Regions from separate parts of the Homo sapiens genome. Here all the other regions are linked to region 3. The links are chromatin loops, found by intact Hi-C in ENCODE. Cell type or tissue: HCT116. All regions are shown on one strand. Region 1 overlaps SEMA3E (semaphorin 3E). Region 2 has its middle 300 kb from the start of CACNA2D1. Region 3 has its middle 6.4 kb from the start of SEMA3E.

Evidence for each region. Peaks named below come from ENCODE experiments on the same cell type or tissue, not always from the same donor. Only the 100,000 strongest peaks of a DNase experiment are listed, where the experiment ranks them.
Region 1: it touches region 3 in a loop (9-fold over the local background); 6 of 110 quality-filtered maps call a loop at or near these places.
Region 2: it touches region 3 in a loop (3-fold over the local background); 5 of 110 quality-filtered maps call a loop at or near these places.

Annotation. Positions count from the first base shown.
Region 1 is chr7:83,362,177-83,370,176 of GRCh38, forward strand. It overlaps SEMA3E (semaphorin 3E), which reads right to left. Exons shown (of 17, transcript NM_012431.3): 17 at 1,062-5,862. The coding sequence ends at 5,410. Among named protein-coding and RNA genes, the nearest start is that of PCLO, 200 kb to the left of the region's middle. In HCT116, CTCF peaks have their summits at 3,773, 4,602 (motif pointing right) and 4,805; a DNase peak (open chromatin) is centred at 4,537.
Region 2 is chr7:82,737,432-82,745,431 of GRCh38, forward strand. No RefSeq gene overlaps it. Among named protein-coding and RNA genes, the nearest start is that of CACNA2D1, 300 kb to the left of the region's middle. In HCT116, a CTCF peak has its summit at 3,017 (motif pointing right); a DNase peak (open chromatin) is centred at 3,020.
Region 3 is chr7:83,651,574-83,659,573 of GRCh38, forward strand. No RefSeq gene overlaps it. Among named protein-coding and RNA genes, the nearest start is that of SEMA3E, 6.4 kb to the left of the region's middle. In HCT116, a CTCF peak has its summit at 4,588; a DNase peak (open chromatin) is centred at 4,578.

The DNA.
Region 1 (8,000 bases), 290 kb before region 3:
TGAATTTTGGTATACATGGGAGCCCTGGACCTAATCCCCTGTGTATACCAACTGTATTTCTGAAAGAATAAATGCTTGTATTAAACTACACGGTTGTTGCATTTCATGCACTATAAAGTAAAATGAAGATTTGGGATTTTTTTCCAATAAACACTGCAAACATAGTCTCTAAAAACATAATTTAATTTTTATTTATCTGTGTAATAATGGGATTATTAACATTTCTAGACTTTATACAGTGCCTGGTTCAGTGCCTGGCATACTGTTTTTGAATACAAAGATGGGTGGATACCTTTGTTTCCTTTGAATAGTAAGCAACAGATTTCTAGTTACCATAACTGTCTCTCTTCTTCCTCTGACTAAAGACTGAAAATGTATCTGAAGAACAGTTTCAATTCGTTCATCAAATACTATACTAAAAGTAGGCCTATATTATAAATGAATGCAAGGTTGAAATATGATAAACAACTACCATTAATGTCATTGTCACATCATAAAGCTGCCAGAGACACACTCCATGAGCTGCTGCCAATTTTTTCTTTTAAAACATTGTAACTAATTACTTACCAATACAATAAAATTTGCCTCAGAAACAAAATGCGCCCCCAAAAGTTTATTTAACACCACACTTCGTTTAAATGGCCTTCCCAAGGTCTTATAAAAATAACAGAGAAAATAGCAATTCAGATACATTAAGCTAGAACTTGAGGCTTGCAAAAATCGTAAACATTCAACGAGTTACCCTTCTAAAAACTTTCATTTTTCATATCTCTTATCTGGATGATGAAGCTTTGAAAGGAATTTCTGGCTGCTGGTCCTAGCAACACGAGGTTGCATAAATAAACCCAACTGCTGCAAGGTAATGAAGTTAACAGACTTTTTCCTCTGTAGGAAACTTGGCTTATAAATATCCCAGGAAAGAAAACTGAATTCTTTTCTAACTTCTAAAAAAAATCCAAAAAAAACAGTGGTAGTCTGGCATTGTATGTTTACATTTAGGCTTAATATAAAAAACTTGAGTTCAGTTGGCAAAAACTTAGAAAATGCTCCCCAGACGACACTTGAGAGTTTAGCAAATATTTATTTCTTTTTCATCGAAGTTGAGCCAAATAGAGATTGTACATAATGGTACATAGCGCGTAGTGGCAGATCCACGTTGTAGTCAAAGAGACACACTGTTAATGGTCCCTGCAGCTTGCCACCAGATGCTAATAAGTCTCATGGCTTAGAATCAGTGAAAAGAAAGAATATGGCACACACTGTTATGAACCCAGCCAAGCAAATAAAAGGATACCATACAGAGAAGAACACTCCCATATAGTGCTCTAGCTTATAAGTAAGCCATTTAAACACAAGCAGAACACAATTTATAATGAAAGCCAAAATATAAAGCTATCCTTCCAAGAAAAAAAAAATAAACATACCAGCTTAAATAACACTGCTACAATCAGCTGAGTGTTTGTGGAAAATCTATTATTTATATCTGATTCAAATGCAACAGTTGTTGGCCTGAAAAATGAGTCCTTTTTTAAAATGGAACTCAGTGTGACGCTCTGCTGTAAGAAAAAGAGTATGGACTTCTTATTATAAATGTTGCATTTTCTCTTGGAATCCAAATATCTATACAATACTAAGTACTTTTCTTAATATGTTTATTAGGCTACAGGTGTCACAGGTCAATTCATTTTTTTTTTTTTTTTTTTTTTTTTTTTTTTTTTTTTTTTTTTTTGAGACGGAGTCTCGCTCTGTCGCCCAGGCCGGACTGCGGACTGCAGTGGCGCAATCTCGGCTCACTGCAAGCTCCGCTTCCCGGGTTCACGCCATTCTCCTGCCTCAGCCTCCCAAGTAGCTGGGACTACAGGCGCCCGCCACCGCGCCCGGCTAATTTTTTGTATTTTTAGTAGAGACGGGGTTTCACCTTGTTAGCCAGGATGGTCTCGATCTCCTGACCTCATGATCCACCCGCCTCGGCCTCCCAAAGTGCTGGGATTACAGGCGTGAGCCACCGCGCCCGGCCAGGTCAATTCATTTTTAAGGACAACAGCTGCTGTTTGTTTCATGCTTAACACCAACACTCAAAATGACTTATAGTATTTTACAAATTTTACAAATGTTTATAATTACTATGAAGATTTACAAAACCCTAAAACCTATAGCAAATATCGAACACTCATTACAAACATTCTAAGTATTTAACTAATTTTAGATAGAAAAAACTCTAAAATATGTATGGAATTGCCACTTACTAAACAGGCAGACTTTCTGTTCCCTTTTTTCTAGAGCTCTTATTAGTGTTTATCCTTATTTTTAATCCCTGTTTCTCCAAGTTGATAGCTTTGCTCTGAAATATTCAGTAATTCACACAAAAGAAAAAATTAGCAATATAGAATTATAGACGTGGAATCACGAAGTAAAATCTTTTTTGTTAACAAATCTGGATCTCTTGCCCAATGGGTGACGTTGTGCTGAAGGAGGAGGTGAATGGGCATTGTTTTATGTCAAAACTAAGTCTATCCACAGGTCCTCTCCTGTAACAAAGATAGAAGAGGTCTAAAGAAGCAGGAGACCGGCCCTCGATGGAGGTGCCTCTTAGAAATTAGATGAGTGGTTATGATTTTTGCTCAATGTTGCTAGAGAGCATGGTTTCTCTCCTTCTACAAGAAAGAGAAAAATGGGGAAAATTTGGTGAGATGAAGGGTGAACTCTTAATTCCTCCAAGTCTTGTAGGTATCTAAGTATGTGCCCTCCCTGAGTTCAGAGAAGATCCATCCATTTTTAATTTTTAAAGCCTGGGCATTTCTCACAACAGATTCTGAATTTGAATTAATTCTAACCTCAGACAGAACAAAAGACTGGGGATGTATTTTTGTGGTATGTTTTAGATTCTCAAGAAGGACAGAACAGCATAGATTGATTTATTTGTATTTTGATAGGGCAGTGAAGATTTATTTTATAGTATGTGAGGGGTGTGTGTGTGTGTGTGTTGGGAGAGAGAGGGAGAAACTGAGAAAATGGTGGGACATGAAACATATCCTTGGAAACTGCTTTCTCTCTCCCTTCGTCTTTCTCTCTCCCTCCCTCTTCTTTCCCATTTCTCTTCAGTACTGCCATAAACAGGCGGGAAGCAAGATTATATACATATATATGTACATATGTGTGTGTATAATTATATGTAAAATTTAGTGGTCTCACCAAATTGTGGACTTGGGCCCTCAAAGTTTTCTTATCAATTTTCTTTCAAATTAGCATTGAATAAACTTTCTTTGGGTTTGATTTATTTTCCTATAATAAATTTTAGCATTTTATGTAAAATGTTTCTTTTCTGGTTAATAGTCACTTTATTTTAATCAAACGCTCTTCAGTATATGGACTTCTTATGACTTGTGTCATAGAAAAGCTATTTTCCTCTGCCTATTGCTTCAGTTACCAAATATTTAGTTTACAAGTTACACCATTGTTATCATCATTAACTACTTGTCTGTGTTATTGCAATTAAAATGATAACTATTTATGTCTTATCTGCCTTTTTAATTTTAAAATTCAGATACAGGAGAAAATCCTGCTTTCTTTCTTGTGTGTTAATGGAAGGCAATTTTCAATAAAGTGTACTTAATTGACTTATTTGTTCAGACATAAACTTTGTAAGGCCCCTGTGATCTGTGTTTGTGGTTCTATTTCTCCAAATTGAGCAGGCTTTTACTGAATATAGTTTTTAAAAATACATTTCACTACATAGTCTTTTCAGTTATTATTTAATGGCAGTAATGACCTCCAGTGGATTCTTGGGTAAATAGCAAGTGGAATTTTCAGAGGATGTCAATTTTCAGTATATTTGCATTTCTTAGATCTTTTGAAGCATGGTGACTTATCTGAATAAACTTAAATTTTTCTTAAAATATTTATGTATTTGTTCATTTTACAATGAAATTGCAAGTGATTATGAGCACTTTAACTTAAATGTATAACCTATAAGCTAACTTTGAAAACTGAAATAAACACTGTTTAAGATTAATATCTAAATAAATGTTCATAATGGTTCTCCTGTGTAATCCACTTGCTTTCAATTTTTATTTAGGTGAAAACATCTTACAAAATTTCATATTTTAGAAAGGTAATTGCTAAATATTTAATAGAAGAAGGAAAGACTTTGATAAATAAACATTCTTAAAAATACAATTGTTTTTTATAACATTTAAGAGAGAGGTAAAAATGCTCTGAATATCTCAGTAGTTAAGTGAACTCATGAAACAATTTTCTGTCTCTTAATATAAAAGAGAGAAGAAAATTTGATATTTGAGAGCAAATCACTTTAATATTTTTTTCACAAATAAAACACGGTTGTTATAGTATATTTTAGATTTCAGCGAAGATTATTTAGAAACTTAAAATTTGGAGCTTTAATAGATTTTCAGTGCTGCAAAATCTTCATTTTTGACTTGTGAGATAAATTATCTATAAACAATACTTTCATATTAAAGTATGATACAAGGATTAACATGTTTTTTATTTCAGTTATTTGTTTCTGCAAATGAACTTGATGTATCCATGTACCTACTGATAATCTGCTTTCAAATCTTTCCTAAACAGATATCCGTCTGTAGAGAAAAAAGAAATGTGTGAGAATATAATTTTTTTTACCACAAGAGGGAAGCAAAAATCTTTTACAGTAGTTAGAATCCTAACTATAACTTCATCTGATTTGACATTCTTTCTGAGATTTGATATCTTTCTGAGAAGTTACCTTAGTTTTTATTTCCACAGTGAGTGAAAATTAAAGACTGTGTTATAAAGCAAAAATAGTGTGAATGTACTTTAATGAATATTTTACGAAGGGCACAAGCCTCAGAATGACATTTTTCCTTTCATGGGTTACAGCACTCACAACACACCTGCTACTTAACACTCATGGCTTAAACAACACTAATAAAATAATCCTTAAAGAGTACAGAAAGTTCACATGAGAATGCCAAAGTATCTTGTATTCTGCATATCTTACATTGTGATGGAAAAGAAAAATTCAGAAATATTAAAACATATTTAGTTTTATATTTACCATGATTATAAGTCTCCAATTTTTCTTCAATATTCTAATAATCTTGTCTTCCAAAAGTAAAATAATAATTTTCACAGAAAAGCAGCCAAGTACTGAAAATAACAGCTACAGTTGTTTTTTGATAAACATAATGAGAAACCATTAAGCAATGCATTTATTTAAAAAATTAGTTAATTTTATGTAAAGTTTATCCAGTCAAATGAGTATGTAGAATAATTTATTATAACACCTTCATAGTCATTCCTGTATTACAGAAATCTCTTTTAAGTAATGCAAAGAAGTTGGATGATTTATTTTTTTACTTTTTTACTTTCCAAATATAAATTCTTCAAAAGACAGTAGATAGTCTCACCCCATCAGGAGTCCAGCGTGTGCCTGGGCAGGCGGTAATGCTCAGGTTTGGAACGGAGCTTCTTTTCCTGAGGGTTGGCATACTTCCACTTGGAGGGTGACATTTTAAGCTTTTTCCTCTTTCTATCTGTGCACCATACTTTCTCGCAGTATTCTTCCACTCTCTGGAAGTTGCTATAACCGATCAGCTGCAAGAATTCCTTGTACCATGGTTTTGCTCCCTGCGAGATGCTACTCTGAGCAGGACAAGGCATCCTGTGATGCCTGTCCTCCTCATCGTCCTTGTTAAACATATCCTCGACTTTCTCCTCTTCCACTACCTCCAAGGTGATTTTACGGACCGTATGGACAAAGCTATGCTCTACTGTCTGGCAAAAATAGGTCCCAGCATCTGATTTGTGTAACCTTAGGAAGAGTAAACCAAGGTCCATCTTAACCACTCTGTCATCTGTCTTCACCTGCAAAAACAAAAAAGTAAATGGCACTGAAGTACACAGGAGAGAAAATAACAATCCATCACCCTTTCCACTACCTATCTTGAATTTTTTCATTTTCACTGTCACATAATGAAACCCTGAAAATCATACATACACAAAAATGCTAAATAATTACATCTCTCTCTCTCTCTCTGTGTGTGTGTGTGTGTGTGTGTGTGTGTATTCTGAAGATATTTACATTGGTGGTCACTTCATATCAATGACCTTGAGATCATTTTATATCAATACTGTAAAGTAAGAGGGTTTTCTCCCTAATGATTCAATTAATCATTAGAAAAAATACATTTCAATATAGCAGTCACAGTAAGAGTGAAAGGAAAATTTCTAAAATTTATTTTTTAACATTTGTTTTTCAATGGACAGAACAAATACCACTTCCCACATTCTTTCAGGAATGATTATGCCCTCCAGATGGTAGTGACCAATGTTTCTACAAGGACCTCTCTTTGGAGAACTGGGCTCCTTTCACTTTGTCGTCTTACAAAAAAATTCATCAGTTAATCAGTTCAGTGAACATCCCTTACATTTTCATAGGCTGTCCTTTACAAGAGATTAAAAAATAAACAAGTAAAATCCAGTTCCTGCTCTAAAGGATCAGACGGAATAGCAAATATTAAGTTTCAATATACCTTCAGTGCTCAAATATCTTTTGTCATGTATTTGATATAATACTCACATTATTTCTATAAATAAATAATTATAATTCAGAGTAAGAAGAGCAAGATAAGGCTTTCAACGAATAGCTCATGTTTTATCACAAATAGCTGGACTAGTAAGTAAATGATTTGACATTAGGCAGAGTTAGAGTCAAATATTGCCACCACTATTTATTGTGTGATTTAGGGCATTCATGTATGTTTCTTGCCTTAGTTTTCTTTGTAAAGTGGAGATAACTTAATAACCTGAAAAATTGTTGTGAAGATTAAAGAAAATAGGTGAGGATTTTTTGCACAGTGCTATCAATAGCTACCTCTACCTTTCTACTATACATTCATCTAACCAAAAACAATCATGTTTTCCTGTGGCCCAGGATCTTACGATAATGGTATAAAGGTGGTTCACAGTATGCTGACAGATTTCACCTTTGAGAATACAAAAATGAAAGCAATATTCTTCTTTGTCAATATAAAAGAAATGTAGAGGCAATAATTACAAACAATTTGGCAATAAAGGCTATTAATGATAAGCATGTTTTTGTCCCTGTGATAGGTCCTGGCCAGGCATGCCAGACTCAGCTCTTTCCTGCCTTGATGAGACCTGGCATAGATGAAGTTTCAATGTGATTACTCAGGTGTAGAAACTGGTATCCACAAACCACGATTTGTGGAACAGATGGCAAAATGTAGTAATATAGTAAGAAATAGGGATGTTATTTTTAAGTTATGTGGTGCCCCAAAGGCATTTTTTTCAGCCATTATAAGTAAGTTAATAACTCAGAAGCTTCAGAGTGTCCTAGTTGGGCTAATAAAAGAGTCTCCATAAGTCTTTTGCAGGTGCTTCCCTTGACTTGGTGGGACCATGTCCTGGTAGGCAGAATGCTGTAGCCATTAACTGGAGAGTGAAATCCTCCAGTGAGGAACCAAGAAGACCCTCAAAGCAAAATCATCTTCACCACATAGAAACAATCTGTTTTACTGATACATTTTTCTCAGAATATCCTTAGCAACTGTTATAGGCAACTAACTTTTAAAGGACTTTGTGTACCTCTGCTTGTTTACTCATGCCTCCAGGCCAGGCTTCTGAACAAACTTATTTTCCAGCACTAGCTTTCTCCATAACTTTACCATCTATTGCAACCTATGACCACCCCGTGCCTCACATGATACTGACTCTGAAGTAAGCCTCCAGTGTTTTAAAATTTATCGCTGCATTTGATATGGATGAAATCTGCCTCCTTAAACATCTTTTATTTTCTGTGAGGTATGTGCCATTATACTGTCCTTATTTTCCTTACTCTTTCTTGGTTTCTTCTGCAGATTTCTCATTACCTTAAGGTGCAATCCTCCATCCTTCACTGATCTTACATTTTATTTCCATCCATTTGATAGTACTTTTATTCCTTTGTTTCAGCCAGCTTCCCTAAAATGGTACATCTTACA
Region 2 (8,000 bases), 910 kb before region 3:
CATGGAGGGAATATCATTTTGTTCTTACTGAAATAGACAGTGTAGATATGAATTTGCCTTCTCTGCATACAATGCGTCTGCAAAAACTACCATCCATAGATTTCTAGAATGCCTTATCCAGCATCATGGTATTAGACACAGGATTGCTTCTGATGCAGCTGGTTTGATAGAATGGTGGAATGGCCTTTTGAAGACTCAGCTACAGCACCAGCTATGTAACAATACCTTGCAGGGCTGAGGTGAAGTTCTCCATAAAACTGTATATGTCTGAATTATCTTCCAGCATATTGTGCTGCTTCTCCTATAGCCAGGATTTATGGGTCAGGAATGAAGGATGGAAATCAGAGTGGAACCACTCAGTATTACTCCTAGTGACCCATTAGCAAAATTTTTGCTTCCTGTTCCTACCACCTTATGCTTTGCTGACCTAGAGGTCTTAGTTCCAAAGGGAGGGATGCTTCCATTAGGAGACACAACATGATTCCATTGAGCTGGAAGTTAAGACTGCTATCCAGCAACTTTGGACTCCTCATGCCTCTGAATCAACAGGAAAATAAGGGATTTACTGTGCTGGCAGGGGTGAGTGATCCTGACTACCAGTGGGAAATTGAACTGCTACTCCACAATGGAGGTAAGGAAGAGGATTCCTGGAACACAGGAGATCCCTAAGGTTGATTAAGATCAATGGAAAATGACAACAACCCAATCTAGACAGGACTGCTAACAGCCTAAGTCATTCAGGAATACAGGTTTGGGTCATCTACCAGATAAAGGACCACACGCAGCTGAGGTGTTTGCTGAAGGCCAAGGAAATACAGAATGAGTAGTGGGAGAAGATAGTTATAAATAGCAGCTCGGACCATGTGACCAGTTATGGAAATTAGGAGTATTTCCTCCTTAGCTTGTTCTGAATATGTGTGTGTGTGTGTGTGCATAGATAGATAAATGATAGATGATAGATAGATAGATAGATAGATAGATAGATAGATACATAGATTTACCATAAGAAATTGACTCATACAATTATGGAAGCTGAGACGTCTAAGATCTGCTGCCAGCAGGCTGTATACGTCCCTTTGTTTTCTTTCCTTTCCTGTTCCCTTTTCATGTAACATAACATGTATTGACTTTATATCATATAATTTGTTTATTTATTTATTTATTTATTTTGAGACAGAGTTTCACTCTTGTTGCCCAGGCTGGAGTGCAATGGTGCCATCTCAGCTCACTGAAACCTCTGTCTCCTGGGTTCAAGTGATTCTCCTGCCTCAACCTCCTGAATAGCTGGAATTACAGGCATGTGTCACCATGCCCGGCTAATTTTGTATTTTTACTAGCGATGGGGTTTCACCATGTTGGCCACGCTGATCTCAAACTCCTGACCTCAAGTGATCTGCCTGCCTCAGCCTCCCAAGTGCTGGGATTACAGGTGGGAGCCACCATGCCCAGCTATATCATAGTATTTAAGTATTGTTAATTTTACATCTCAGTACTTAAGTTATAGGATATCAAGGATAAGAGTAAACACCCCTTAAGGACTTTGCCTCCTCTTCTGGGGAAGGGGTTGGTGCATTTTCAGTTCTGTGCAGGGTAGTTTTATCACGTTAGATGTTATTTTCTTTATTTGGAGATAAAATATGTTTAAGAAGATGCATATGAGTGCCAAACTGGCGAGGAGTAGATTTGTGATGGTTAAACTTTTGTGTCAACTTGACTGGGCCAAGGGGTACCCAGAAAAATCATAATTTCTGGGTGTGTCTGTGAGGGTGTTTCTGGATGAAATTAACATTTGAACTAGTAAACTGAGTAAAGCAGATTGCCCTTCCCAATGTGGTTGGGCCTCATCCAAATCTGCTGAAAGACCTGAGTAGAATAAAAGGCTGAGTAAGAAAGAATTCTTTCTCTCTGTCTTTGAATGGGGACATTGGTCTATTTCTGTTTTCGAACTCACACGGAAACTTATGCATCAGCTGTCTTGGTCCTCAGGCCTTCAAAATCAGACAGGAACTTACATCATCTGCTCACCTGGTTTTCAGGCCTTCAAACTTGACCTGGAACTATACCATCGGCTCTCCAGAGTCTCTAGCTTGCTGACTGCAAATTTTGGACTTCTCAGCCTCCGTAATTATGTGAGCCAACTCCTATGGCAAATTTATCTATCTGGATGTCTGTGTATCTATCCATCTACCTATCTATCTATTTATCTGTCTATCAATCAATCACCTACCTATCTCCTATGGCTTCTGTTTCTCTAGAGAACCCAGACTAATACAGATTTGAAAGGAAAAAAATGGATCTTAGTATATCCAGATTTTCTAAAACATGATCCTTTATGTTGATAGAAATTGTGTGCTTTTTTTGACATAAGATGCAGAGGAATAATAGTATCAGGATATTTTTTAAAAACTGCAAACAGACCAGTTTCTGTTTCCTACAGGAACTACTTTGTAGATCCTTTTAGAACAGCCTGAGTGAGATATTGGGGGTGTTGAATGGTAGAAAGCATTGATTTGGGTTGATATCAAATATATTTTTTTAAACAGGGGAACCTTCTCTTCCATCCCACTACACTACTACACTCTGCATAAAGTCACCTTTTGTGGAGGACAAAGGTCTCTGCAAAATATTTTGAGGGAAAAGATAAGAAGGGTATATTTGTATTGGATATAGATCTTCTACCTATATATCTGTATAGGTTGAAGAAAAGAAAAGAATAAAATACTTTAAATATAGATTTTGCTGTTACAGACCGGAAATGATGAATGCAGAAAGCTGAGGATCCAAAGCTGTCAGAAAAATCTGACTTAGCCTCATTAGATATTTAAGAAATAAAACATAAATAGATCACAGCAGAAAGGCTTTCATTTCTGAGGGACTGCTAGGCACAGATTTTGTGCATCTTCTCTGTTAACTGGGTCATCATTGATTAAAGAGTTTTTCTAGTGCACTTGGCATACTCATTCAGTATTAAACTGAACTCAATTCAACTGAACTCATGGGGCTCCAGCAGAGGGCGTGATTCACAAATGCTGGAGCAGGGGACTCTAGCAGAATATGTCTAGAAAAGCAAAGATGGATCTGGAATTTCCAGACTATTTCAACCTTTTCCTTTAGCAGCGTGCTATATTCAGGTAATCAGTAATTCAAGCTAATATGAAAGAACAATGAGAAGCAGTAAGCTGTATTTTTGGAGAGATATTAATTATTGTATAAAATATTTTAAAATATTCACTGGAATGGGGTTTTAAAAATAAATTGCGTTTTTCTTTAAAATGCATGGAATGTGTCTTCTTTTATCAACATTAGCTGCCTTATTGATATTGAGTCCAGAAGCTGAGGGAAGAAAAATAAACATTTTTTAAAAATGCCAAGTTTACAGCATATCTTAGGGAAGAAAAGTGACTGTAGTGAGCAAGTATCTATAGCTTGATAAGAGTTTTTAATAATGAATTCTAAACATCAGTAAATAAAACACCATTGAATAATAATGAACTTTGCTCCTTAGGTAAGTGTCTTAAAATACATATTTTGCACTTAAAACATCCAGATGTCAAAAATATTCAGGGACTATAGGGAAACTGATTGAGATGTTTAGGAATTAACCCCCATCATCAAGACCGCTTGGCCCCTTCTGATCTCAGAACAGCTTTCATAAAAATATTCTACTGTGAGTGCATGTCAGGGGTCTTCATGTCCAAGATAGGTTGAACTTCACGATGACTAGAATAAAACATTTCCCATAAGCGCTTCCTCTCTCCCATCTCCTGACTCAAGACCCCAACATTTGGTCTTGATGTTTCTGAGGACTATGGGTTTGAGTTGTTAGTTTTAACCTATAAGTATTTGGCCTTCAGCCCTGACTCTCTCCTACTGTGCATAGGAAGGAAACCAAAAACATTCAGCTCACATTGAGCAGTAATGCTTAACATATTAAAGGCAAAGTGATACTTTTAATGGTAATTTTTGATAATGTTATTGATGGTAGCGATGATGATGATGAAGGACAACTCTAACAAATAGAAAAAAAAAAAGAACAGAAGAGAGCATAAAAAGTACCCAATAGAATGGCAATAGGCTAGATATGTTTGAACTGAGACCCTAGACCTCAATGAAAACAGAATAATTTCAATCTCAATTACATCTATCAATGTATCTAGTTCCTGGGATTTTTTTCTTCCCTGGGAGAAGACACACTTTCAAATTCCACTTTATGAGAGTACTAAACAATTGCAGAGGCAGCAGCTCTGAGCATTCCTTTGAAGTATGTACTAAAGAGGCATTTCAAGCACTGCTAAGAGTATGCTGCACCATCATTAAAAGCCAACATTAAAATTCAGAAATCAAAGGCATGTTTACACCAGGCTAAACCATTTTTTTCTTACACATTAAAAGAACATCAAGCTATCCAAAATGATTTAGTGAAAAAGTTCTTTTTTTTCTTGTTTACCCATCAACTAAGAAAGCACTGGGCCAATGTTATTCTAGTTATCTCAGCATTTTTAGCATTCTCTTTGTATAAATTTTTTAAAAGGGCAAACTTCACATATACAATATCATACTTGGTATAAGAAATAGACTATTTGAGGAAACCAAAATTATACTTAAAACATACTAGGAAGAAAATAATGGTTATTGCTCTCCAAGATAGAATGGAATATGAGGTGCACTGATTTCTAATTCCAAACTGAATCCCATTTTTCCCTATGGCCTTAAGTTTTAATTGCCATTAGATTTCTCTATCCTACTTTTTCATATTTTATAAAGAGTTCTTGTAAATGACATGCTGTGGTGGCTGTGGAAATGTCCTGCTCAGATCTTCATAAAAACCTCCTGTGGGAGGGTAGTTGATCAACAATTTCTAGCTGCTCCCCTCCTGAGCACTGAGGCCACACATCCTATAAGCTGCTCCCAGACAATGGTCAAGCACAGCAGGGTAGAACCAGTCCATGCCTGCTCAAAGTGACGCCTCCTCTAATGAACGCATTTTCTTTGAAGCGCCCTCCACCACCTTAGTGTGCCCAAGAGTTTTTCAGAACAGTTCTGCAGTCTGAAGGAGTCCTTCCTTCCCAGTCCTTCCTTTTCTTTTCATTCTTTCTTCACAGTCATGATGTTTCCATCTCGGTCTGAAGGCTCTTCCTTCAAAGGCAATACACCCGCAAATCCCTTGGACATCCAATCCTGTCCTGGTGTCTACTCAGAGGACCCAAACTGACACAGAGAGTGGTCTGAGAAAACAGGTGACAAGAAGGGGGTTGTGGGGACTGGATCATTCCCTCTCCAGTTGGCAAATAAAGTACCATACTGGACTTAGCAAGATGTCTGGCTTTTGAACAGAAATCTTCATATCACCAGCGATGAGAGAGAATTAAATATGGGCGATGATGAGAAGGGCAAGAAGATTTTTGTTCAGAAGTTCTTCCTGGTTTAGTCTTGGGAGGGTGTATGTGTCCAGGAATTTATCCATTTCTTCTAGATTTTCTAGTTTATTTCCTTGGAGGTGTTTATAGTATTCTCTGATGGTAGTTTGTATTTCTGTGGTATGTCTTGTGACTTTTTTTATGTGTGCCATGATTTAATAGATCTCATACATCAGAATTCTGATCATGAATGACTGACAGAATATTTTTCTTGGGCAGTCCTGACTTAACTAAGACTGGCTTGTGGTTAAATTAATATGTTTGGTTTTTTGAACGTTAATAGTAATTCTGATTCAGTAAATGCTATCGCTGTTTTCGTCTTCTGAAGATATGACTGGACTTTGTTAATAATGTTCAACTTTCCACAAAGACGGTGCATGCCATCTTAAAATCTATTAGAGATTGGTTTTATATTCAGATGTATATACTTGTTATATGACTATATTTAAATACTGGGGAAATCCCCCCTTTTTCTCAGAACCAAGCAAGACTCATTTGTGTTTTGTGTTATTTGCCTCCTAAAGGCTGGGCTGAAGATAAGGTGGCAAAGTCTACTTTATCTTTTTGGTTTTAACTATACCAACCTAATTAGAATTTCCTGTATCTAAAATGGTTCCTTGGCCAGGTGTGGTGGCTCATGCCTGTAGTCCTAGCAGTTTGGGAGTCCAAAGTGGGTGGATCATTTGAGGTCAGGAGTTCAAGATCAACCTGGCCAATATGGTGAAACCTCATCTCTACTAAAAACACAAAAATTAGCCAAGTGTGTTAGCACATGCCTGTAATCCCAGCTACTCAACAGGCTGAGGCAGGAGAATCGCTTGAACCCAGGAGGTGGAGGTTGCAGTGAGCCGAGATCGCACACCACTGACCTCCAGCCTGGGCAACAGAACAAGACTCTGTCTGGAAAAAAAAAAAAAGTTTCTCGTACTTATTGAAAGGCATTTTAGTGTGGTGTGTGTGTAATATCAAATAAAGAATATTTAACACTTGAAAAGGAAATACATCATCTGAAACGCAAAGCATAGATAATTTCTGAATAAGGTGGCAGCCCAATTGCTGCTGATTTCAGGAGTGATGACTTAGGAGAAGTCCCCAGGGAGAGGAATGTCCTTGGTGTGAGGATCAAGGCATTTGAAAGACACAGAGTGCACAATGCCTGTAAGGACAGCAGAACTGACTATTTACTACTAAGTTGAAGTGTTGCTTTATAGAGGTATAACGATAAATGATAAGGAAGTTGACAAATTCGTAAAGTTAGCTGTGATAGCCAGAGGCCCTTTGTGGTAGTTTAGGAAGAAGCCCTTACTCCCTGCAATGGAAGAGCTGATAGTTGCTGAGAAGCAGACCCGGGGTTTCATAGTGAGAACTACAGAGGCTCCAGAGACATTTTAACGTTCAGCAAAGACAGTACAGGTTTCCCTTAAGGTTAGGGCTGTGGTTAGGATCTCTGGAACCCTACCAGATAGAATTGGAACACCTGAGTCAACGCTGACCGGGATGGCTTTAAAACCCCTGAGGTCCTCTCATAATCCAGGAAAGTCTTTCTTGAGGACTTAGAAGCCACTCTTTTGACATGTAATTTCGAGGAAAGATAGTGCACCTATCTTTCAGTTTCTGTGTGCGAATGGGAGCCTAACTTTTATGGGCACCAATTAGCAAACATGGATGGCCTAATAATTGAGAAAAAACATTTGCAAACTCAGGATTAGCACATCCCACTGATCAACCGCCCAACCCCCACCCCATGTCCTCCAGCACTTTTCCAGTAGATCATCCCAGTTCTGAAAATTCCTCCTTCTCTTTGTTTCAATAGAGTTGACTTCAGACGACCTCTCTCTTCTGTTTTAGCAGCTTTGAATAATGTCTTCTTTGCCTTCCAGTGCAATTTTTACTTTGACCATATCCCTGAGAATTGTGGCTTTTCAGACCCCTCTGACCCTCAGAATTTGCAAAAGGGAGAAGGCTGTCCCTCCCTAGTAAGAGCTAGTACTGCTCCCCCACAGGAAAAAGCTACAGAGCAGCCTCTCCTTTGCAAGACGACAGGTGACCTTCTCAAGAGTTGCCCCTCCTGCCTATCCTGATTATAAAGCTGAAAACTGTGACTGAATTCTAGCACAATCTAACTGGAGACATGCTGGGCTGATAAGGGAGAAATGAGTTTATAAACTGAAGGAGTTTCAGGTATATGCTACAATGTACAAACAGTAGCCAAGGGATCACCCCTGGGGTTAGGTTTGAGGGTGCTTGATCACGGAAGCCAGAGTGAAAGACTGAATAAGAACAATGGACTTGGCAGCACTTTTTTTGAGACATTTTATTTTATACCCTGGTAAGGACCCCAGAATACAGAACAAACTTTCTGCTAAGAGTGGCTCTTAAAAGCCAGGAATAAGTGATGGCCCTGGCCGAGCAAAGTGGAAATGCCTGGGTTGCCTGGCAGAAGCAAAAGGCTCAGGAATGTGGGCCTGATGGAATGCATGGCATGTAGGGCCAGAAGCCCCATTAAATGTTATGCTTCATGGGAGGTCACAGGGAGTCCTTCAGCCAACAGGAATCAATTGGTGAGGGCAGCAGCATCCATAA
Region 3 (8,000 bases):
TCCCCCATGATGGGTTCCATCACTGGTTCTCCAATTTCAACAGCAGAAAATCAACTAGCTTCTACAACAAGCCCTCCCAGGAGGCAATCCCATACTATCTGCTGTTGAATCAACCTCAGGTACTTGTTGAAGAACAGCTTGCTATGCCCCACCTCATGTTCCCAGTTTGCCTGAAATTTTACGTTCTAAGATTTGTGTTTGACAGATGTTCCTTTAGGGCAGTGTTACCAAAACATTAGGCATCTGTTTACCACATTCACCATTTTTAGTATAACACATAGTATCTGCAATTAAACTTAAATTAATATAAAATGAAACCATTACCTCATAGGCTTCATGTCCTACTTGTATTTTTCAAATACATGCAAAAACCAAACAGTCGTAAAAGTTTGTTTCTACATGACTTAAAATTATCTTGCATACTGTGGGAGACAGTACCTATCAATATTCCTTCAATATCGTATCATCAATATTCATTCCTGGGTATATGGGAGACTATACTTTCCAGCTCCTTGGCAGTCATGTGAATTCACTTGACTAATTCTAGCCAAGGAAATATGAGCAGAAGTGATATGTATCACATCTGGGCTGAGGCAGTGAAATATTCCTAAGAAATCATTTGGTCTTTCTGAAGCCCTTTCTGTGGCAAAAGAGGAGAACTTACCTTGAAATGGTGGCAGGATGAAATTGAATCATCTTACATTACTGAATCACCACTGGAGACAGCTACCCTAGAAAGTTACTCAGACTCACAAGAGACTTTGTATGAATGGGAGGAAACATGTTATGTTAAGCTACTTAGTTTATTTGTTACCACAGCAGAGCGTAGCCTCTCCTGACTAAATGCACACACTGTACCTACTGTGCTTCAGGGAACATGCTTTTGGACAAACTTAGAGCATTAACAAGTTGCTGATGGGGTATTACGGTGTATTCCATTCTATGTGCCACTAAAACTTACTTCAGCAGAAGTTATTCATACAGACAGGCAGAGATGTGGATACTTGAGGGCCAAGTAAGAGGTAAAGTAATTCCCTGTGCCACTTGTAGAATGGGGTGGAATATGCCTTTAGCTTTTCCAGTTGAACATTTACACAAAAATGATGACATATACATTATTTATAGGTGGACAACATTACACAGTACTACATCTGAAGAACATTATGATTAAAAGCATTAAAAAAAACCAAACTATCAAAATAGCAATAATAATTACCCTTTTTATAACTAAACACAGAAATACATAAATTTTATAAATATATAAGGGCTTAAAATACTTAGATAACATAACTTCTCTGTGGTAGTTATGGCATTTCAGCTTCACTAATCTCTCTTCTATTCCTGCTAGCCCTGCTATCCCAATGACCTCCAGTCTGGAGCACCTCAAATGTCCCACCAATAAGACCTGCTGTTGCTGCTGCTGCCGCCATTGCTGCTTCCGGGTTTTACAGTTCAGGACTGCTAATGCTTTTATTGGTCATTCTATTCAGATGCCTTATATCACAGAATTTGTAAAGGATCTAGAGTCTGGATTGACTGTTTCCCACATTCAGTGATTCAGGCAGATAAGGACAGATAACTACATCACTCCTGATTTGTATGCTGCTAAGCGTAGTCCCGGAGAATGGCATTCCATCAATTAGTACCATATACGATCCAATCATTCACCAATCATTCACCCGCCTGAAAGAGGTTTGGCTAATGTTATTTTGATGTTATCATTTGGATGGCTGACAATCCAATAAGTTGGCCTAGTATTTTTCCATTTTTGACCAGCTATTCTAAAAAGCAAAAAAGACTCATAAAATTTTAATGAAATTGCTCTCATAAAATTTTAAAATTCTTTGTTTCCAAATTATACTAGGTTTATTCTCATTTTCTTTTAGGTCTTTAATAATAAAGAAAAGCAGAATAAGCATTTGGAGCCAATATAAGCTTTAATGAACTTTAATCAAAGAGCAGTCATGATTTGCATGCCTTTTCATGGCAAAATGAAATGATTAATTCTGAAAATTCTATAATATACAGGCCCTGGGAGGTTTTCCTATACTCTTCCTTATAGGTTATAGAGAATTCCTTAAAGAGACAGAACTCCAATCAGTTGCTTTAAAAAATCTAACATTCTATTAAAAAAAAAAATCTGACATTCTGAAAAAACACTTCTATAATATGTTATAATTGATGGGTTTCTATGTCTTTTGTTATACATATTTGTGAGTTACTGGTGGCACCAGTGGTGAATTGGTTATAATATGTTACTATTAATCTCAATATCTAGCACTATACTCCAAACTGATTCCACTTTAAAATGAATAAAAATAATGATTACTGTTAACTTTTTGTTTTCTATATGCTAGGCAGCATGCAAGGCATATTCATATAAAATCCAATTAAACCTAGAAAATCACTCGATGCAATAGGTACCATTTTTATTGTCACTTACACAAAACAGAATGTAGGACACAGATGTCAGTAACTTAGTTAGTTGGTTAACTGCTTAGTTAGTAACTTGCCTGAAGAGAAACACCAGTAAGCAGCATAATCGCCATTTTAAACCCAGACACCAGGGTCCATGTTCCAAACATTCCAATTTTTTTAAGAGAATATGATTTAGGAAAGACTTCATAATAGTTATCCAAATACTATACTAGCAGGAACCTATCTTTAATAAATGTTAATAATGAACTATATATAGTTTTAAAATAAAAACCTTTCAAAGCAGTTGGTGCTTCAAAAATCAGTGTCTGTGATTGAACTCGGCAAATAAAGTCCTATATTCCAGGTTGTGTCAGATGGCAGAACATACTCTCTGAGATTTCCAGCTGCACACATATTAGTGATTTGGTTAGTTAATTGAATACCGACCCTTGTAGGCTGTTGGGTTTTGGCTAGTCTTTTAGGCTCGGCAAACACGAATAACAGGATGGCTAAATAACGTAGGCAAAATTATTGAAGAACAAATTCCTAAGGGAACTAAGAAATGTTTTAAGAAAAATTGTCAGCTAATAATGGTTATTCTTATTTCTGGAAATATATATACATAGATAAATACGTAAAGAAATGCACAGAGAGAAAGACAGATATTTCTGGTTATGGTCACAAAAGAAGAAAGAAGTTTCCAAGAAAGGGTTTAAGGGTAATAAATCATTTACACATAGTTACTGATGTTTAGATTATTTTGTCCAAAAGATTCCAACATTTTCAAACAATGTTACCACTAATGTACCTAAACTAAAGACAACATTTTATACTCTGTCCACTTAAGAAATTGACTCACTATGAAACCAATAATAAATGCCATAAACTTCAGTAAAGAAGTTATCCACTGATTTCTTTAATCTTATTCTAGACTTTAATACTGCCCATATTTTTTTTTCTTCCTGGCAATAAGTGATCTAATTGTTTGACAAGCAGTTTCTGAGTTGTATACCTGAAAAAAAAAAAAAAAAAGGATGGAGGGAGGCAGAAAAAAAGAGGAGAAAGAAGAAAGGGAGGGAGGAATGTAAATCATAATTCAGGGTAATATATTTTTAATTTTCCTCTTTTCTTTCCAAGTCTTGAGTCCTCTTTCACATGCTCTGTAATCTCCATTATTTTTCAACTGCCCCTGTTAATGCCATAACCAAACCAGTTGGTATTGTGTGATTTATTCAATAAATATTTATTGAGTTTGTATTATTTGCAAGGCAATCTACACGGGCGTAAGATAACTTAGATACCAAACAGTCTCTTCTTGTTAATTATTTGGAGCACTTCTTTAGTTGTTCAGATTCTCTTGATAGAGGATGAAGTTTCAATTGTTAGCATAAAGTGAAGAAAACAATTATATTCCATCACAAAAGAAGAGGAAGGATTTAGATAAAACCAATGCAATTATCCATTAGTCAGTTGTCAAGAAACTGAGCAAAATGGCCTAATATTGTGTAATATTTTATAGTATTTTCAACTGTCAGACAATTGGCAGAGAGATGTAAAATTTTACACATCACATAAAACTGACAAACTCAATGAATATACCTGTTTTACATTAAAATAAAGAGAAACATACATTAACTTTAAATTTGTGAAGAATATGACTGAAAATAGGAATATTCAAAATAAATTATATTTTGGCTTTGAAAGTGAATTTTATAGTTCAAAGGAATCACAATGAACATGGAGAAAACCTGGCAGAAGGCTTTTGAAGCCTCTTCTCCCCACCCTCCACCACCCCATAAGTACTGCCTCTTCTTAACATCATTCCAAATAGCCATCCATGGAAGAGACAATACATGGAAAAAAGAATGTGATGTTGGTGAGATCCCAAAGATGGAATAAGAAATCTAAAATTGTTATTTTTGCCACCTTTTATTCAGCTTTACTATAATGTATACAAATGATTTGGCAAATCATTTTGTACACGAACCAGATGATTATTGTATATGAGCCAGATTTTACATAAGGAAGGATTTCAGGTGCAGTGCCTTTTTATTTGAATCTGTTGTTTTATTATTGGGTTTATTTTTGATGGGCGGTATAAGTGGTTATTTTGCATTACTAGGTAGTTCTGGCTTTTCATGTTCCAGTGCATAACACTAGCACCATGTGGAGGCCAGGACTGGTACTACATGTTTTCAGTTGTCAAGGAAATATAGTTACAAACCTATTTGTGCTCACAATTTGTTTCTTAAAACAAAAATAAGAATTTGCTTTATTAAATGATAATGTGACACTTTATGTTCTGAAAATAGCTAGTTTTCAAGAATGGGTCTTGCTAGTTAAGGGGGAAAATTTTTAAGTGTTAACAGTAAGAATTCTGTTCAGGAAATACTGCTTAATAAATGGCTCAGACTGTTTAAAAGATGACCATAAATATACCAGAAACAAAGGTGATAGACAAATATGTTTTGTGAAAATGTGTTGATTAAAATCTAGCAAACTCAGTTAAATTTTATAATTTAGAAAACTCTAAATTAAATCAGTCCTGATTTTTAACTATCATGTCTCATACTTAAAGCATCTTTACTGTTACTGTTACGATGAGACAATGATATAATTCCTGCAGGTCCTCTTTGTATAATCACATGTTTATAGTAAGCAATAAATAATGCAAAAATATGAACAAAAAATATAAACTGCTGTAACCTCTAACCTCATTCCTCTTGATTGCCAAAAACTAAAAACAAAATAAAACAACATCTTTCCCTTGAGATCTAAATAGAAAAAATATTTTCAACCTAGAATTTCACTTTGTATTATATAGGACTAAGAAATTATCATGTTTCCAAAGAGAAATTAGTGTATGCATGTAGAGCTATGCCTAAAATTAATTCCAGGAGAATTTCAATGCATTGTTTAATGATCTCAAGGTAGATCACTAATCATTGTTGAGAAAAGTTATAAAAATGGAATTTCAATTAAAACTCTACTGTAAGAAATTTTAATAACTAAGTAAGAAAAGCGAACTAGTATATCATGTTTGTACAATAAAATTGATAAGAGTTATGCAGGGCTAAAATGCAAGAAACAATAATATGTTTTACAAATAAGGGTGAAAATCAAGTTAAAGATTTCCTGAGTGATACAAGTTTTAAATAAGAGTCTACCTTGCCAGTTATTTTCAATGAAGTAAGCTTTACAGTATTAAAATCATGACATATTATTTATTTCCAATGACAGGATAAAAATTTATGGAAATTCATTTAAATTCCCAGAATGCGCTATTTCCTACAGTTTTTCAACTATAACGATATTAACATTGACATTTGATGAAAATCATTCAAGTATAAATTTCCCCATTCTGAATAAGCAATCAAGTTAGTTAAATATTCCTTCTAGAATTTTTCATTTTTTTTCCATTATTCAGTATACAATTTCTTCATATCTTTCCCACATAATCAAATGATTCCTCTTTATTGAATAATTCCCAAACAGCATAGAAAAAATGTAGTTTCCCATCATAAAAATAAATCTCCCCCTAATCTCACTTATCCTCCAGTGAAAGATTCATTTCTGGTTCCAACTTATAGTTAATTTCTTCAAAATACTGTCTATACTCTGTCTTCATTTGTTCACCTCTCATTTTCTCCTGAATCTACTCTATCATTTAGAATTTTGTTTGGTTGCAGGTGGTAGAAAACCCAAACAACAGTGATTTAAATATGACAAATTTGACTTCTCCTTCTTGTAAACACAGTCCTGGGGTAAGTCCAAGGCTGGTGTGCCAGAGTAAGGATCATTACCGACATGAACACTTTCTATCTTGTAGTTGTTTTTCCATCTTCAAAAGGTAGTCTCCATCGCATAGTCCAAACTCTAGCCATCACATCCTTTTTGTGGGCAACAATAATTAAGAATTAATAAAGAAGGGTATAACTATGGCTTGAATGTCCCCTGCTATACTCATGTTGAAATTTAATTGCCATTATGACCGTATTAAAAGGTGGGACCTTTAAGAGGTTACTAGGTCCTGAAGGCTCTGCCTTTATGATGGATTAATGCTATTGTCTTGAGAGTGGGCTCCTGATGAAAGGATGAGGTCAGCCAGCTTTCTTCTCTGTCTTGCTGTCAAACATGTGCACCTCCTCACCATGGATGCCTCCCCCCATGTTATGAGGCAGCAAAAAAAACCCTCACCAGATGTGGCCTCTCAAACTCAACTTTCCTGCCTCCAGAACCATGAGCCAAATAAGCTATTATTAATTAATTAACCAGTCTGTGGTTTGCTATTATAGCAGCGAAAAAAGGACTAAGAGAGTTTTGCCTTCTGCTTTTAAAGACACTTCATAGAAGCCCCCGTGTTCCTGACCTCTAAATTTTTGAGTGCCACAGGATTTAGACCTATGACTTCATCTGTTCTCCATCCATACTCACCCAATATAGCAAATTTGCAATGTGTCAACTTGGCTAAACTGAACCACCTTTCCTAGAGTTCCCTTTTGTGTTTATTTCCAATTTGGCTGAGTCAAAAAGGAGATTCTTGGGAGAATTGAAGGGTGGAAAACAAACAACAGTCATTTTTGTAAAACACACTGGTTGCTTACACGTTGGTTTCAGTGGCAGCTTTCCGGCCTGCCACTGCTACACCTTCCAAGGAACCTCCTTCAGCGTCTCTGTCTCCTAGACCAGGCGTGTGTCTTTAACTCCATGACTAAGGGCTCCAGCTTCTGCAGGACACCCACATCACCAAAATCAGAGGCGACAAGACCTGATACTGGTTTTCGTCTGTCTTCATTGGGTTCTTATTCATTGTTCATGCATGGAGGTTTTAGCTTGTTCTTTCTCTCTTTCGTTTTGTAAGCTTCTTTTCTGACTACCCACCCTCTGTACAACAAGCTGTATTGTTAGGCAGGAACATAACTACCTTATAATGACTTATTAATCAGCTTCCAAAAATGTATAATTTGAAATCCTTATGACAAATCCATATTTATCTTCTAGGGAAACTGCTTCTTCTATTGAACCCTGACTAGTACACCCTCTAGAAATCTTATCCAAGACCATGGTTTTTCGTAACATCAAAGTGCTGAGGATCCCAAATTTATACAAATAAACTCAACCATTCAACCCTTTCCACTAAATTACAGATTTTATATCCACTTGCCTTCCAGATATCTCCACTTGCATGTTTAATAAGCATCTGTACCTTAATATGTTCTGGTTTCTAACCTGCCCTTTATTCCCTCCATCTATAAACCTACTTCCACCCTCTAAATAAATGAACACATCTAGGTCCCTTCCCACAAATGCTCTTCTGCTCCATGTCAATTAGGATAAAAATAAAATCCTTATAGTTGTCTAGGAAGTCTTTCTTGATGCGGACTCCTACTATATCTTTGACCTTATCTATCATTTTCTTTCTCCCTCACCCCATTCAAGACACATTGAGTCCCTTGATAATTCTCAACCTAGGTAAGCGTTCTCCCACTTCAGGGCCTTTGTGCATGCTGTTTTCTCTGGCTAGAAAGCTCATCCCTCAGAAATACATGTTTTACTCGTAGTAACTCTAAATTTTTATTGGA